Regions from separate parts of the Homo sapiens genome. Here region 1 is linked to region 2. A link is a loop called in an ENCODE intact Hi-C map of the cell type or tissue named here. Cell type or tissue: B cell. All regions are shown on one strand. Each heading gives the region's core, and the rest is flanking DNA. Links, peaks and the distances in the headings are about the cores only.

The links. Peaks named below come from ENCODE experiments on the same cell type or tissue, not always from the same donor. Only the 100,000 strongest peaks of a DNase experiment are listed, where the experiment ranks them.
Region 1: it touches region 2 in a loop (18-fold over the local background); 7 of 110 quality-filtered maps call a loop at or near these places.

Annotation. Positions count from the first base shown.
Region 1 is chr9:34,433,401-34,441,600 of GRCh38, forward strand. All of the region lies in intron 1 of FAM219A (family with sequence similarity 219 member A), which reads right to left. Among named protein-coding and RNA genes, the nearest start is that of FAM219A, 21 kb to the right of the region's middle. RefSeq lists a silencer at 4,186-4,245. In B cell, for the core only: CTCF peaks have their summits at 4,163 (motif pointing right) and 4,364; a DNase peak (open chromatin) is centred at 4,151.
Region 2 is chr9:34,635,875-34,643,914 of GRCh38, forward strand. It overlaps SIGMAR1 (sigma non-opioid intracellular receptor 1), which reads right to left and starts at 1,913. Exons shown (of 4, transcript NM_005866.4): 1 at 1,673-1,913; 2 at 1,346-1,546; 3 at 1,123-1,215. The coding sequence starts at 1,823. RefSeq lists a silencer at 1,663-2,152. In B cell, for the core only: no CTCF peak of the experiment used is centred there; a DNase peak (open chromatin) is centred at 1,977; H3K4me3 peaks cover 1,772 bases; H3K27ac peaks cover 1,695 bases.

The sequences.
Region 1 (8,200 bases), core at 1,224-6,223, 200 kb before region 2:
TGCTTCAGGCCCTTCTCAGCATATTCCAGGATCACTGCAGTAGTAACCCACTCATCTCCCCACCTTGTCTCCTCTTCCTCCAACTCATCTTGTATATTACTGTTAAAAGACTCTTCTGAGAATTAAACACTGCTCTTATTGCAGTACTCCTTTGCTCAAGACCTTCTGATAGCTCCTACCACTTAAAAACTCCTCAACCTGACATCCAATAAGTTTTAAAAACATGACCCCAGTTTGCCAATCTGGCTGCTCCTCCAACTGCCATCTTTCTAAATCCTTTGATCTCTTTGCCCTAACTGTCAGCCCTCTATGCAGATGACTTCCAATTTCTATATCCAGACTGACTGTATCATTTTAAGCCATTAAAAAAAATCTGTATTGGTTTCCTTAACTTATAAAGGTAATGCATATTCAATGGGGAAAGTAACACAATACAGAAGTGAATCAAGTAGGAAATAAGCCTCCGACTCTCCTCTGCCCTCCCCGTTGCTCAGGTTGGTTTTAAGAATGAAGTGGCCTCGGCCGGGCGCGGTGGCTCATGCCTGTAATCCCAGCACTTTGGGAGGCCGAGGCGGGCGGATCACAAGGTCAGGAGATCAAGACCATCCTGGCTAACACGGTGAAACCCCGTCTCTACTAAAAATACAAAAAATTAGCTGGGTGTGGTGGCGGGCGTCTGTAGTCCCAGCTACTCGGGAGGCTGAGGCAGGAGAATGGCGTGAACCCGGGAGGCGGAGCTTGCAGTGAGCCAAGATCGCGCCACTGCACTCCAGCCTGGGCAACAGAGCTAGACTCCGTCTCAAAAAAAAAAAAAAAAAAAAAAAAAAGAATGAAGTGGCCTCTCCAGATTCTTCAGTATCTCTCCAATCTTCCTATTAAATTGCTATACCACAGTAAACAGATTTAGAGACATGCTTCTTGACATAAGAGTTTACAATACAAATCAGAAAAGGTTAAATTCAGAAAATATAGATATTTATTTTTATATTGCAACTTAAAATTTCAAGGCTTTTTCCTCATTTTATTTCATTTAATCTCTGATAATCCATCTATCATTTATCTCAATTTTACAGAGAAAAAGAATCTGAAGCCCTATAAAGCTGAGTAACTCCCCTGAAGTCCCATATCCAGAACTGGGCCCCAAGTTTCCTGGTCCCTTTCCTACTTTACCACATAAAATGGCCATACAGAAAACGATAACACAACAAGAGACAACACTAATGGGAGGAAGGCCAGAAGCCAAAGAGAACCATCCAGAACATTCAAATATTAGTGATCATAGTTTTACCTTGGGGAATGTGAGAGTAAATTTGTCCCCTTGCTTTCCTTTTCTTATATGGTGAAAGTGGAACTGTAGGAGATCTCTCAACAGGGAGTAAGAAACAGGAAGGTATCTGCTCAATGTTGATGGTTTTCTTTCTTTCTTTCTTTTTTTTTGAGACAGAGTCTCACTCTGTCACCCAGACTGGAGTGCAGTGGTGGGATCTCAGTTCACTGTAACCTCCACCTCCTGGGCTCAAGTGATCCTCCTGCCTCAGCCTCCCAAGTAGCTGGGACTACAGGCATGTGCCACCACATCTGGCTAACTTTTTGTATTTTTGGTGGAGATGGGGTTTCACTATGTTGGCCAGGCTGGTCTTGAACTCCTGAGCTCAAGTGATCTGCCTGCCTCAGCCTCCCAAAGTACTGGGATTACAGGCCTGAGCCACTGTGCCTGGCCAGTGTTGATGATTTTCTGTTTCCAAAGAAATGCCCTGCCTCCTAGAAGCTACAGGGCTCTGTAGAACTTGAGAAGGAATTGGGAAGATGTGAGTCAAGTGTGGCATGTCAAAGCTGGGGTGCATAGCAGGAACAAGATTGTTTAGACAAGTGACACACAGGTCTCTGGCAGCATTTCCACACTCAATTCATCTTACCCCCTTTTGGTATGCATACCCAATTTAAAAATATGGAAAGCATGAGCTCTATCACCTGGGAAAAAATGATAGAGTCAAAGATCATGATTTTTGACCATTTGTTTCCCCAAATAGAAAAAAATTCAAAGAAAAAGGTGATGCTGTTTTGTCATAACAAATTCAAATGCAAAAAGGTGAATACAGAACATGAAAGTTCTCCTATAATTCATTACTGTTGCCAGTTTATTTTATACTTCCAGACTTTAAAGATATGTAATCATATATACCAATTTAAACATACATGGAATCAGATGATCCATCTTCCATATGTATTTTACTCAGTAACTTTTGTGTTATGTGCGCTTTACCACAATGAAATGCATCTATCATGAATATCTTTTTATGTCAATTCATATTAGATTTACATCCTCCTTTTAAAAGGCTGCCCATATGTATGCTATGGGATGGAGGTACCATGATTTATTAAATCAGTCCTCCCTGATGGAGGTTTAGATTGCTTTTTTTTTTGAGATGGAGTCTCACTGTATCACCCAGGCTGGAGTGCAATGGCATGATCTCGGCTCACTGCAACCCCTGCCTTCTGGGTTCAAGCGATTCTCCTGCCTCAGACTCCCAAGTTGCTGGGATTACAAGTGCCCACCACCACACCTGGCTCATTTTGTATTTTTAGTAGAGATAGGGTTTCACCATGTTGATCAGGCTGGTCTCAATCTCCTGACCTCAGGTGATCTACCTGCCTTGGCCTCCCAATGTGCTGGGATTACAGGCATGAGCTGCCGTGCCCAGCCTAGATTGCTCTTTTCTCACCTTTTTCTCACTATTATAATGTTGCAGCTACTAATAACTATTATAATATCTATTATAACTATTATAATGTTATTATAAAATTATGTATGTGTATTTATTTATAATTATTATAATTTCTGGGATTTTTTTGGGTTTTTTTTGAGACAAGGTCTCACTCTGTCACTCAAGCTGGAGTGTAGTGGCAACCACAGCTCACTGCAGCCTTGACCTCCTGGGTTCAAGTGATCCTCCCACCTCAGCCTCCCAAGCAGCTGGGACTACAGGCACATGCCACCATGCCTGGCTATTTAAAAAAAAATTTTTGTAGAGATGGGGTCTTGCTTTGTTGCCCAGACTGGTCTCAAACTCCTGGGTTCAAGCAATCCTCCCACCTCGGCCTCCCAAAGTGCTGGGATTATAGGTGTGAGCCACAGAGCCTGGCCTATGATAATTTCTTATTAAAGAAAGTCTTTATATGTTTGTCTATTTCTTTAAGAAAGTCCTAGAAGTAGAATAGCTGAGGGGGTCAATGGGAAATGTACACATTATATTTTGAGACACTGTTGCCAGTTATTGTTCCAGAGAGGCTGTGACAATGTATACTCTCACCAACTGGCTGTGGTAAGTACTTGGGTTTTGAATTTAGAAAGACCTAGATTAGTTCTCAAGCCACCTCGTTGTATGACTTTTGGCAAGTTACCTTTCTTAATGTCCCTTTCCTTTCATGGGTGTCATATTACCTACTTTGCAAGGCTGGTGTTAGAATGAGATGAAATAATGTATATAGAACACTTTGCAGCATGCCTGGCATGAACAACAAAGGGTAGCTGGTTTTTGTTTGTTTGTTTTTATGTTGCTCTCTCCTCATTTACTTTTTGTTTCCATCTAGTCTAAAGTATTCATCAGTCCTAATTTCCCTGCCACCAAAAGGAACTTGGGATGTGGACTAACTTGAGTTATGAGAACCAGCAGCAAGAGGCGTTGCCCTCTTAATGGGTTTGCACTTCCCAGGAAAGCCTTGAAGCCAATTTCCGGGGCTCTATCTTTCATGAGGAAATTGCAAGAAGACAAACACTACTCTCTCTCTCTCAATTATCTTGACTAGGATCTTAATCAGGTCATGCTTACTCTCCAGGACACTGCCGGATCAGGCCATTTCAACAGCTGGCCCTTCTCTTTAAAACAGGACACTACGTTATGATCTGGAGGCTACAAAGGATCCATGGAAACAGATGGGGTGAGAGACCCTGAGACATATATACCCTGGAACCCTGGGGAGTCCTGGTTGAATTCCATCCCCAGTGTCCTTCCACAGCCAGGGCCAAATGTGGAGCGCTAGAACTGAAGCGTGGCTTCTTGGGGCTTTCAGTTCTAGAATATACCGACTTAAGAGTTGAATTAACCAGGGCCTAGTGACAATGCTCCAAAATGCCAAAAGGGGGCAGTGCAGTGTTACAGTTAAGAGCATGGCCTTAAAGACTCCATACACCTGGGCTTGAAATGGTTTTGCCACTTACTAGGTTGTGTGACCTTGGGTCTCACTTTCCTTCTCTGTAGATTAAGGGTATACCTTCTTTGCAGAGTTGAGAAGATTAAATGAAACACTGTGTGTCTGGTGGCAGATAAGTAGTAAGTGCTTCTGAGAGGTGACAGCGTGCTGGCAGTCCTCACAGCCCTCGGTCGCTCTCAGCGCCTCCTCTGCCTGGGCTCCTACTTTGGTGGCATTTGAGGAGCCCTTCAGCCCACCGCTGCACCGTGGGAGCCCCTTTCTGGGCTGGCCAAGGCCAGAGCCGGCTCCCTCAGCTTGCAGGGAGGTGTGGAGGGAGAGGCGCGAGCGGGAACCCGGGCTGCGCGTGGCGCTTGCGGGCCACCTGGAGTTCCGAGTGGGCGTGGGCTTGGCGGGCCCCGCACTCGGAGCAGCCGGCTGGCCCTGCCGGCCAGGGGCAATGAGGGGCTTAGCACCCGGGCCAGTGGCTACGGAGGGTGTACTGGGTCCCACAGCAGTGCCAGCCCACGGGCGCTGTGCTCGATTTCTCACCAAGCCTTAGCTGCCTTCCTGCGGGGCAGGGCTCGGGACCTGCAGCCCGCCATGCTTGAGCCTCCCACCCCTCCATGGGCTCCTGTGCGGCCATGAGCCTCCCCAGTGAGGCCTGTGCCTCCCCAATGAGCGCCACCCCCTGCTCCACGGCGCCCAGTCCCATCGACCACACAAGGGCTGAGGAGTGCGGGCGCATGGCACCGGGACTGGCAGGCAGCTCCACCTGCAGCACCGGTGCGGGATCCACTGGGTGAAGCCAGCTGGGTTCCTGAGTCTGGTGGGGAGGTGGAGAACCTTTATGTCTAGCTCAGGGATTGTAACTACACCAATCAGCACCCTGTGTCTAGCTCAGGGTTTGTGAATGCACCAATGGACACTCTGTATCTATCTACTCTGGTGGGGCCTTGGAGAACCTTTATGTCTAGCTCAGGGATTGTAAATACACCAATCGGCACTCTGTATCTAGCTCAAGGTTTATAAACAAACCAATCAGAAGCATGTGTCTAGCTCAGGGTTTGTGAATGCACCAATCAACACTGCGTATCTAGCTACTCTGGTGGAGCCTTGGAGAACCTTTGTGTCTAGCTCAGGGATTGTAAACGCACCAATCAGTGCCCTGTCAAAACAGACCACTGGGCTCTACCAATCAGCAGGATGTGGGTGGGGCCAGATAAGAGAATAAAAGCAGGCTGCCCAAGCCAGCAGTGGCAACCCGCTCAGGTCCCCATCCACACTGTGGAAGCTTTGTTCTTTTGCTCTTTGCAATAAATCTTGCTACTGCTCATTCTTTGGGTCCACACTGCTTTTATGAGGTGTAACACTCACCGCGAAGGTCTGCAGCTTCACTCCTGAAACCAGCGAGACCACGAGCCCACCGGGAGGAACGAACAACTCCAGAGGCGCTGCCTTAAGAGCTGTAACACTCACCGCGAAGGTCTGCAGCTTCACTCCTGAGCCAGCGAGACCACGAACCCACCAGAAGGAAGAAACTCCGAACACATCTGAACGTCAGAAGGAACACACTCCGGACACGCCGCCTTTAAGAACTGTAACACTCACCGCGAGGGTCCGCGGCTTTATTCTTGAAGTCAGTGAGACCAAGAACCCACCAATTCCGGACACACTTCTAAACAGTAGGACACACGTCTGCAGGGTATATGGTTGAATGTCAGATACGACATGGGGTTACCAAGTAAATGAGACTAGAAGACAATTCATTCAGTCATTCATTCATTCAACCAAAAGCTATTTAGTGAATGTCCATTATGTGAAGGCACAGGAGACAAATGGTAAGTAAAAATGAATCTGGTTTCATGCAACATCCTTCAAAAGGACCCACGTTAATAGACTAATTTTACATACTTACGTAAAATTATAAATGTGAAAAGTGCAATAAGGGGAAGACTACTGACCAAGTCTAGGGATTGTCCTCTGTGATGAAACTATAGCTGAACTAAGAACTGAAAGATGAGTAGGAGTCAACAACAAAAAAAAGGTAGAAGGTGCAGCAAAAGCATTCCAGGCAGCAAGAACATTATGCGCAAAGGCCCTCAAGCAGAAGGGAGCCTGGGACATTAGAGAAGTGGAGGAAAAGCCAGTGATGCTGAATGTAGTGACTGGGGGTAATGTGATATGAGATAAGCTGAAGAGGAAGGCAGGAGCCAGATCACATGTTAGGGTTATACTAAGGATTTGAGTCTTTATAATAAGAACGAGTGGAAGCCGTTGAAGTGTAAGGGGCTACACGGGGCACTCCTGCTACTTGATGACACTTTCCTCTGATGTTTACTTTCATGTGGATAAAAGGGATAGGGCTTCACACAGTCCCTTCTGTGACCGCCCAGGAGAAGGGAGCAAAGAAGTAATCAGCAACAGGTCCCTTCCCAAAACAGAATGAGGCCCTCTGGATTCTCATAGCCTCAGGAAGAACTAGACATAAGGAGGAGTGTGGGCAGGGTATCCAAGGCTGTGAGGCTCTTATCAGGAATCCTGTACTGGGTGGTCAGCTGTCACTGCAGACCCCTATGTTTTCTAGCTGTTGCACAGCTGGTCCCTAGCTAGCCTCCACCTCTCAGACTTCCTGCTCCATCAGATGCTCCATTGTGTTGGACATAATTATCTGGGGACTAACAGCTGTTAGGCTGGGTAGTAGAAGTTGAAGACTCCCATGGGCAGGGAACCAGACCTAAGGGTGGGTACAGGTTTGCAAGAGGCAGCTCTCAACTTCTGTGTGCTTCTCTGGTGAGCTGGCTTGCAGTGCCCTCAGTGCATGTACTGTATTTGTCTGGGGCACATGTACACTCCTCTGTGAGGAGAGACAATAGGGGTGGAGATACTGGGGCAACACAGAAATGCCAAAGTACCAGAAGGTAGTGATGTGTTCCAGCCCTCACAGGTTTTTTTTTCTTAATAAAAAAAAACAATTTTTGGCCAGGCGTGGTGGCTCACGCCTGTAATCCCAGCACTTTGGAAGGCCGAGGCGGGCGGATCACGAGGTCAGGAGATCGAGACCATCCTGGCTAACACGGTGAAACCCCGTCTCTACTAAAAATACAAAAAATTAGCCGGGCATGGTGGCGGGCGCCTGTAGTCCCAGCTACTCGGGAGGCTGAGGCAGGAGAATGGCATGAACCCGGGAGGCGGAGCTTGCAAGTGAGCCGAGATCGCGCCACTGCCCTCCAGCCTGGGCGACAGAGTGAGACTCGGTCTCAAAAAAAAAAAAAAAAAATTTTTAAAGAAATGTTATCTTACTATGTTGCCCAGGCTAGAGTGCAGTGGCTATTCACAGGCCTGATCGTATAGCACTTAGAGCCTTTAACTCCTGGGCTCAAGTGATCCTCCTTGAGCCTCTCGAGTAGCTGGGACTCCAGGCTTAATGCCACCACACCTGACTCTCACATAGGTTTTTAAACTTGGCTGGAAAGAGAAAAGGACCTAAGAGTTCTAGAATTGCCTGCCCCATCCCTTCCCCCAACCTCTCCCGGCTTGTAGCCCAGCTAAACAGGAAACCAGGTTTGGGTCCTTGCCAGAGCCCAGGCTGGGGCAGGAAGCTCAGGAAACAAGTAAGACCCTCCTCAGCATAGAAGAAGGCTGCTAAGAAATCTGTGGGAAGCAAAAATAAACCCAGCCCTTGCTGAACTCTCTCCCAGAGGAGGAAAAGACCACAGTTGCTTCTACTCCCTAGTATGAGTCAAGCATAGTCCTAGGAAGATTCAGAGAGCAGATGCAGGAGCTTCATGAAGTGAGATACTGCTGTTCCAGTGAGAACACACTCAGTAAGGACCCTCCTCTCAGAGAAGCACAGGGCTTAGTGAAGCAGGGTGGGATACATGTGGTCTGAAGACACTCCAGGGCTATCTTGGGCTGATAAGGAAGCAAATGATGGTACAGGATAAGAGCAGTGGTGGAAGAAGCAGACCTAAAGGAGAGAGGGCCCGAGACCAGGTGATACCTGTGGGGG
Region 2 (8,040 bases), core at 83-5,082:
ACCCAAGTGAAAAGCCAGCTCTGCCCTGCCCTTCCATGGCTGCTGCTTCCCTGGCCCATGGACTAACTAGGGGTGGGGAATGGAGAGGGAGCTTCAGAAAAACAAAAAGCCCTACCTCACTGGGCTGGCCCAGATGGCCACTCCTAAATGTTCTGTGGCATCATCTGACCCACGTCCTCTCTTTGGAGAAGCCATGGACGGCTACCTCGCTTGGCCATGGACCCACTGTATGGAAGTCTGCACTCCCAAGCCTCACTCGAATCAAGCAGAAATTTAGCTAAACCTGGGCTGGGCTTGTAGCTAGGAAAGGGGTAGTTCCAGGACTTGTGAGGCTTTATCTGAAAAGTGTAGCTGTTCAACCACCATGCCTGCGATGCATACACCCAACCTCAAATATACTGGGAAGTCCAGTGCTCTATTTCTTAAGTAAATTGTTTCACTATTAAAAAAAAAAAAAAAAAAAAAAGGCAGGGGAGCGGCCGGGCGCGGTGGCTCACACCTGTAATCCCAGAACTTTGGGAGGCCGAGGCGGGTGGATCACGAGGTCAGGAGATCGAGACCATCCTGGCTGGTATGGTGAAACCCCGTCTCTACTAAAAATACAAAAAAAATTAGCCGGGCGTGGTGGCGGGCGCCTGTAGTCCCAGCTACTCGGGAGGCTGAGGCAGGAGAATGGCGTGAACCCGGGAAGCGGAGCTTGCAGTGAGCCGAGATCGCGCCACTGCACGCCAGCCTGGGCGACTGAGCAAGACTCCATCTCAAAAAACAAACAAATAAAAAGATAACTGTCTGTCTTGTCTTTTGGGGTATTGAGAGCATTTCTGATTACCCATTGTCTCCCCAACAGTTGTTGGAATACTGTCTGGGCAAAATTGTGCCTGGGCAGATAAAAATCAGACATGTTTAATAGGAAGTTGTTATGTTTTGTTTCCCCTTGACAGAGGAAAGCAAGAGTCCCTCAGCTCTGCCCCAACCAATCACCTGTGGCTTATGGGAGGGTGGAGGAAGGGAACCATGAGGAGGGCCCCCCCAACACACTCCTTTTCCATGCCATGCTCCCCGCAATTGTGGGCACCCCCCGCGTGAAGGGACCCACTTCTCTGACAGAGCCTTCTTACCCACCTGGGTAGAAGACCTCACTTTTGGTGGTGCCCTCTCTCCACTGGTGGAAGGTGCCAGAGATGATGGTATCCGAGATCTCAGCCCAGTAGCGCCCTGAGTGACAATCGCACATGACACTATCAGGGTATTCGCGCCATTGCATGGCCCAGCCAAACATCAGAAAGGAGGGCATGGGCCCCTTTACAACCCCAGCCTCCCAGTCTGGCCCGCCGCTAGCACTGACCCGAGTGGCCGCGGGAGCCCAAGGCGGTGCCGAAGAGCAGCACATACTCGGACAGCGAGGCGTGCAGAAGGCACATGGCGCCCATCCAGCCACCCGCATTCACGAACACCCACTGCAGCTCCTCGTCGGGCAGCACGTGGCCTGGGTGCAGCCGCCGCAGCTCCACGATCAGACGAGAGAAGGCCAGCTCGTGGTCCAGCCCTGGCGGAGGCAGAGGGGCGGCGGAGTCAGGGCTGGCACCGGTCCTAGGTCCGGGGATGGCGCCTTCGGAACCCTAGGCTCCGCTCCCAGGCCGGCCGCTCCCCTCCCTGCCCTCTGCCCGCTCACCAGCGTACTGCCGCGCCAACTGCGCTATCTCTTCGCGCTGGAAGACGAAGCTCTGCGTACCCAGCCAGAGCCAGACGACCTGGGTCAGCACCGCTGCGACAGCCAGGAGCAGCGCGGCCCACGCCCACCGCCGGCCCACGGCCCACTGCATCCCGGCGGGCGGCCTGGCACGGCGCAGCTCAGGAGGGAGCCGGGGCCTGAGGCTTTGCGCTCACGGCCTCGGAGCCCGCCGGCTGCCCACGAAGCGCTCCCCCGCCACCGCCGTGGTACGGCTCGCCCTGACCAATCGGAGCGGCCCGGGCACCTTGGCACCGCCCTTCGGTTGAACCATTTCCTCGGGGGGAGCACGGAGGAGTGGGGCGGTGCCGCGCAAGGGAGGCAAGGGGGCGGGGCCAAGTCGCCCAGCGGCAGATGTCAGGGTCTTCAGGCGAGGTCTGACCTAGCTAGCGCCACTCTACATACGGATAGGTGTGGGGATAGTGAGACCCAGAATGGACGGGCTCGCCCGAGCTCACTGGCTGGTGAAGCAGACGAGCCCGGAAGTGAAGCCTTCTGGGACTCAACGATTGTTAAGGCCCGCCTTTACCAGGACTGAAGCGGAGAGGAGGCAGTTCAAGCTGGGAGCCCCAGGGTGGGCATTCCAGAGGCGGTGACACCTGAGCAGTGTCTTTAAGAGCTCGCAGAAGGGGCATGCCAGCCCACAGGGACCAGCCCCTAGAGCAAAGGCCTCCGAGGAGAGACAGCTTGGGGTCTTCAGGGGCCTACAATTCCTTCTCTGTTCTGCGGCACAAAATGTGAGAGGAGGCCTTGTAAACCAGCTGAGGGTTATCAGCAAGGGAGGAAGGGGATTAGATTTTGCCACCGAGTGGCACAGGACTGTCGAGTGGAGGGGAGCAAGATGAGTCAGGGAGACCATGACTGTGGGCCAGGTAAGAGGGAAGGTCTGTGTCAGTGGAGATGGAAGAAAGAAATGAGCTTAACAACTCTGGAAATGGAGTTGGCAGGGCTTGATCTCTTCTTCCTGGAATACTCTTTCCCCCTTTATCCTATCCCCACTTTCCCCTTATTTGGCTAACATCCTTTGCATGTCTAGTGGGCAGTTGAGTGTCCAGGTCTCGAAGCTCAGCTCCAGTCTGGAGATAGAGCTGGGAGTTGTCATTCATTCAGATACTTTGTTGGCACTTGTATGTGCCAAGTTCTGTGGTGGCCATTAGGGATATGGCTAGAAACAATGGTCCTACTCCCCAGCTTAGAGATCTCACTGGAGAGTCTACAGAAAACCTCTAAGAATGGATGAAATCTCACAGGGAGAGAGAATAGAGTAAGATAAGGCTAAAGACAGAGCCCTGGAGAGCACCAACAGCAAAGGGTAGGCAGAGGAAGAAGAAAGCAAAAAGGAAAAGAAACAAAAGAGAAAAGAGGTAGCATTGTGCAGTGATTAAGAAATAAACTCTGGAGCTGGACTGCCTGAGTTCAAGGCCTGGCTCCTGCTACCTACTAGTTGTCTGATCTTGGGCAGTTTACTTAAAATCTCTGTAACTTAGTTTTCTTACCTGTAAAATGGAATGGAGATAAGTACCTACCTCATAGTACATATCTTCATTGTGATGAGATTAGATGGGTTAATATTTATAAAGCAGTTAGTGCCTCACATGGTGAGAATTTTATGTGATGGTTATATATATAAAACATAAAGGAACTGGAAAAAAGTAGCCTCATACATTTTTGACCTTAAAGAAAGAAACTGAGGCCGGGCGAGGTGGCTCATAACTGTAATCCCAACACTTTGGGAGGCTGAGGCAGACGGAACACTTGAGTCCAGGTATTCGAGACCAGCCTTGGCAACATGGTGAAACCCCATCTCTGCAAAAAGTACAAAAATTAGTCAGGAGTGGGGGCGCACACCTGTAGTCCCAGCTACTCAGGAGGCCGAAGTGGGAGGATCGCTTGAGCCTGGGAAGTGGAGGTTGCAGTTGAGCCAACAGAGGGAGACTCTGCCTCAAAAAAAAAAAAAAAAAAAAAAAAAAAAAGGGCCAGGCACAGTGGCACACACCTGTAGTCCCAGCACTTTGGGAGGCCAAGGTGGGCAGGCAGATTTCCTGAGCTCAGAAGTTCGAGACCACCCTGGGCAACATGGTGAAACCTCGTCTCTACTAAAATACAAAAAATTAGCCGGGCGTGGTGGCAGGTGCCTGTAGTCCCAGCTACTCGGGAGGCTGAAGCAGAAGAATCGCTTGAACCCAGAAGGTGGATGTTGCAATGAGCCAAGATCGTGCCACTGCACTCCAGCCTGGACAACAGAGGGAGACCCTGTCTCTAAAAAAAAAAGAAAAGAAAAAGGGGCCGGGCACTGTGGCTCACACCTGCAATCCCAGCACTTTGGGAGGCCGAGGCGGGTGGATCACCTGAGGTTGGGAATTTGAGACCAGCCTAACCAACATGGAGAAACCCTGTCTCTACTAAAAATACAAAATTAGCTGGGCGTGGTGGCGCATGCTTGTAATCCCAGCTACTCAGGAGGCTGAGGCAGGAGAATCACTTGAACCCAGGAGGCAGAGGTTGCGGTGAGCCGAGATCACGCCATTGCACTGCAGCCTCAGTGTGAAACAGCAAAACTCCGTCTCAAAAAAAACAAAACAGGCTGGGCGGGGTGGCTCACGCCTGTAATCCCAGCGCTTTGGGAGGCCGAGGCAGGTGGATCACGTGGTCAGGAGTTCGAGACCAGCCTGACCAACATGGTGAAACCCCATCTCTACTAAAAAATACAAAAATTAGCCGGGCGCGGTGGCGCGTGCCACCCACTTGGCCCAGCTACTTGGGGGGCTGAGGCAGGAGAATCGTTTGAACCCGGGAGGTGGAGGTTGCAGTGAGTGGAGACTGCACCATTGCACTCCAGCCTGGGCGACAGAGTGAGACTCTGTCTCAAAAAAGAAAAACACACAAACAAAAACAACAGTGAGGAAAAAAAAAAGCTGAGGCAAAATTAATATAGAGAGTTTATTTGGGCCAAGGTAGAGAACGACTGCTCGGGACACTTTTCCAAGTTGCCTTGGGGAATGTTGATACAAGCATTTTTTATTTTTATATGTGGTTTTTATTTTTATTTTTTATTTTCTTGGAGATGGATTCTTACTCTGTTGCCTAGGCTGGAATGCAGTAGTGCAATCTTGGCTCACTGCAACTCCCGCCTCCCAGGTTCAAGCTATCCTCCTCCCTCAGCCTCCCGAGTAGCTGGGACCACAGGTGTGCACCACCATGCCTGGCTAATTTTTGTAGTTTTAGTGGAGACAGGTTTTTGCCATGTTGGCCAGGCTGGTCTCTAACTCCTGACCTCAGGTGATCCACACTCCTCGGCCTCCCAAAGTGTGGGATTACATGTGTGAGCCACTGCACCTGGCCACTTTATTTTAACTTAATTTAATTTTATTTTTTTTGAGATGGTGTCTCCACTGTCGCCCAGGCTGGAGTGCAGTGGCGCAATCTCGGCTCACTGCAACCTCTGCCTCCCAGTTCAAGAAATTCTCCTGCCTCAGCCTCCCGAGTAGCTGGGACTACAGGCACCTGCCACCACATCCAGCTAATTTTTTTGTATTTTTAGTAGAGATGGGGTTTCACCATGTTGGCCAGGCTGGTCTTGAACTCTGACCTCGTGATTTGCCCGCCTCGGCCTCCCAAAGTGCTGGGATTATAGGCGTGAGCCACCGCGCCCGGCCTATTTTTATTTTTTGAGACCGGATCTTGCTCTGTTACCTAGGCTGGAGTTCAGTGGCACGATCACAGCTCATTGCAGCCTTGACCTCTTGGGCTCAAGGGATCATCCTGCCTTGGCCTCCCAAAGTGCTGGAATTACAGGTATGAACCATCATGCCCAGCCACAAGCAAGTTTTTAAAGGCAAAAGAGGACAAGGAGTGGGCTGACACAAAATTGTTTAACAGGAATTCTCATTGGCTTACAGAAACAACATTGATTAGTGATTGGCTATACCTTGTTGAACTATAGGGTATGAGTTATGGTGTCTAGACTATGGCATTTTATGGCTATGTGGTATCAATTTAGAGCCCACATAGCAAGTGGCTTCAAGGGGTAATTATTTGGCTCCATGGGGGTGGGGGAAGGTGAGATATGACTGCTGTTACATGCTGTCACTTTTTTTTTTTTTTTTTTTTGAGACTGAGTCATACTCTGTCGCCCAGGCTGGAGTGCAGTGGCGCAATCTCGGCTCACTGCAACCTCCGCCTCCCGGGTTGAAGCGATTCTCCTGCCTCCGCCACCCAAGTAGCTGGAATTACAGGCACCTGCCACTATGCTCAGCTTTTTGTATTTTTAGTAGTGACAGGGTTTCACCATAATGGCCAGGCTGGTCTCAAACTCCTGACCTCAAGTGATCCCGCCCGCCTTGGTTTCCCAGTGTGCTGGGATTACAAGTGTGAGCCACTGCACCCGGCCTTTTTTTTTCTTTTTAAAATTATTATTATTATTATTATTATTATTTTGAGACGGAGTCTCTTGCACTGTCGCCGGGGCTGGAGTGCAGTGGCATGATCCTGGCTCACTGCAACCTCTGCCTCCCAGGTTCAAGCAATTCTCCTGCCTCAGCCTCCTGAGTAGCTGGGATTACAGGCGCCCGCCACCATGCCCAACTAATTTTTTGTATTTTTAGTAGAGACAGGGTTTCACCATGTTGGCCAGGCTGGTCTCGAACTCCTGACCTCGTGATTCGCCCACCTTGGCCTCCCAAATTGCTGGGATTACAGGCGTGAGCCACCGCGCCAGGCCCATGCTGTCACATTTTAATGCCTCTCTGGGCCTGATAATTAAAAGAGGCTGGCATTTCTCAGATAAAAAGTTTCTTTTCTTTCTCAAGAGTGATGGAATGGGCCAGGCACGGTGGCTCACACCTGTAATCCCAGCACTTTGGGAGGCCGAGGTAGGGGAATCACCTGAGGTTGCCAGTTCAAGATCCAGCCTGACCAACATGGAGAAACCCCATCTCTTCTAAAAATACAAAATTAGCCAGGCGTGGTGGCGCATACCTGTAATCCCAGCTACTCGGGAGGCTGAGGCAGGAGAATCGCTTGAACCTGGGAGGCGGAGGTTATGGTGAGCTGAGAGCACGCCATTGCACTCCAGTTTGGGCAATGAGAGCGAAACTCCATCTAAAAAAATTAAAAAAAGAGTGATGGAATGAAGGGTTAACACAGTGAAATATAATGGTGAGATTCAATGAGATGATGGGAAATGATCATTAGACTTCTCAGTAGGGGCATGTGGCAGAGACAATGCTATACATTCACAAATCCATTTCCTTTTGCTCTTGGACAGCTAGATTACATTCCACAGTCTACTCTGGATCATGTGATTGCATTCTGGCCAATGAAATATAGATAGAAATGATGTATGACATTTCTAGGGCTGGCTCCTAAAGTCTCCTCTGAAATTCTTTTTTTTTTTTTTCTCTTTCTCTTTTTAAGAGACAGGATTGTGCTATGTCACTCCCAGACTGGTATCAAACTCTTGGGCTCAAGTGATCTCCCACCCTGGCTTCCCAAGAGCTGGGGGACTACAGGCACATAGTACTATGCCCAGCTTGAAGTTCTTTACATTTTCTTTCTTCCCATGTCTATTACTGTAGTTATAGAGGATCTCTAGTGGAGTATTCTGAGACCCTAGGACATGGCATAGCTACTAGATGGATGGCACCTGGATCCCTAAATACTGCTTGGAACAGAGCTCCCTGTTACCCCCAGAATTGACTGTAGTGCTAAGCCATTGAGTTTTGGGAGTGTTTGTTACAGCAATTAAGATTACTTACCCTGACAAATATAGGGCAAAAGATGTGTTACAATATACCATGCAGCTAAGAGTAGAGACCAGAAAGATGGCCTCTGTTTTTAAGAAACTTGGCAGGCCGGGCACGGTGGCTCACGCCTGTAATCCCAATACTTTGGGAGGCAGAGGCAGGCGGATCACCTGAGGTCAGGAATTTGGGACCAGCCTGGCCAACGTGGTGAAACCCTGTCTCTACTACAAATACAAAAATTAGCTGGGTGTGGTGGTGCACGCCTGTAATCCCAGCTACAGGGGAGGCTGAGGCAGGAGAATCACTTGAATCAGGAGGCGGATGTTGCAGTGAGCCTAGATTGCACCACTGTACTCCAGCCTGGGCGACAGAGCGAGACTCCATCTAAAAAAAAAAAAAAAAAAAAAAAAAAAGAAACTTGGCAGAGAAATTAAGGATAAAGAAAGGATTATCTAGAGGAGAATACAGGATTGAGGGAACATGTTTTTGTATTGGTTCTGGCTTCTGTGGCATTCCCGACTCGACAATTCACTAAGAACCCTGGGCAGCAGGGATTAGCCCCCAAAT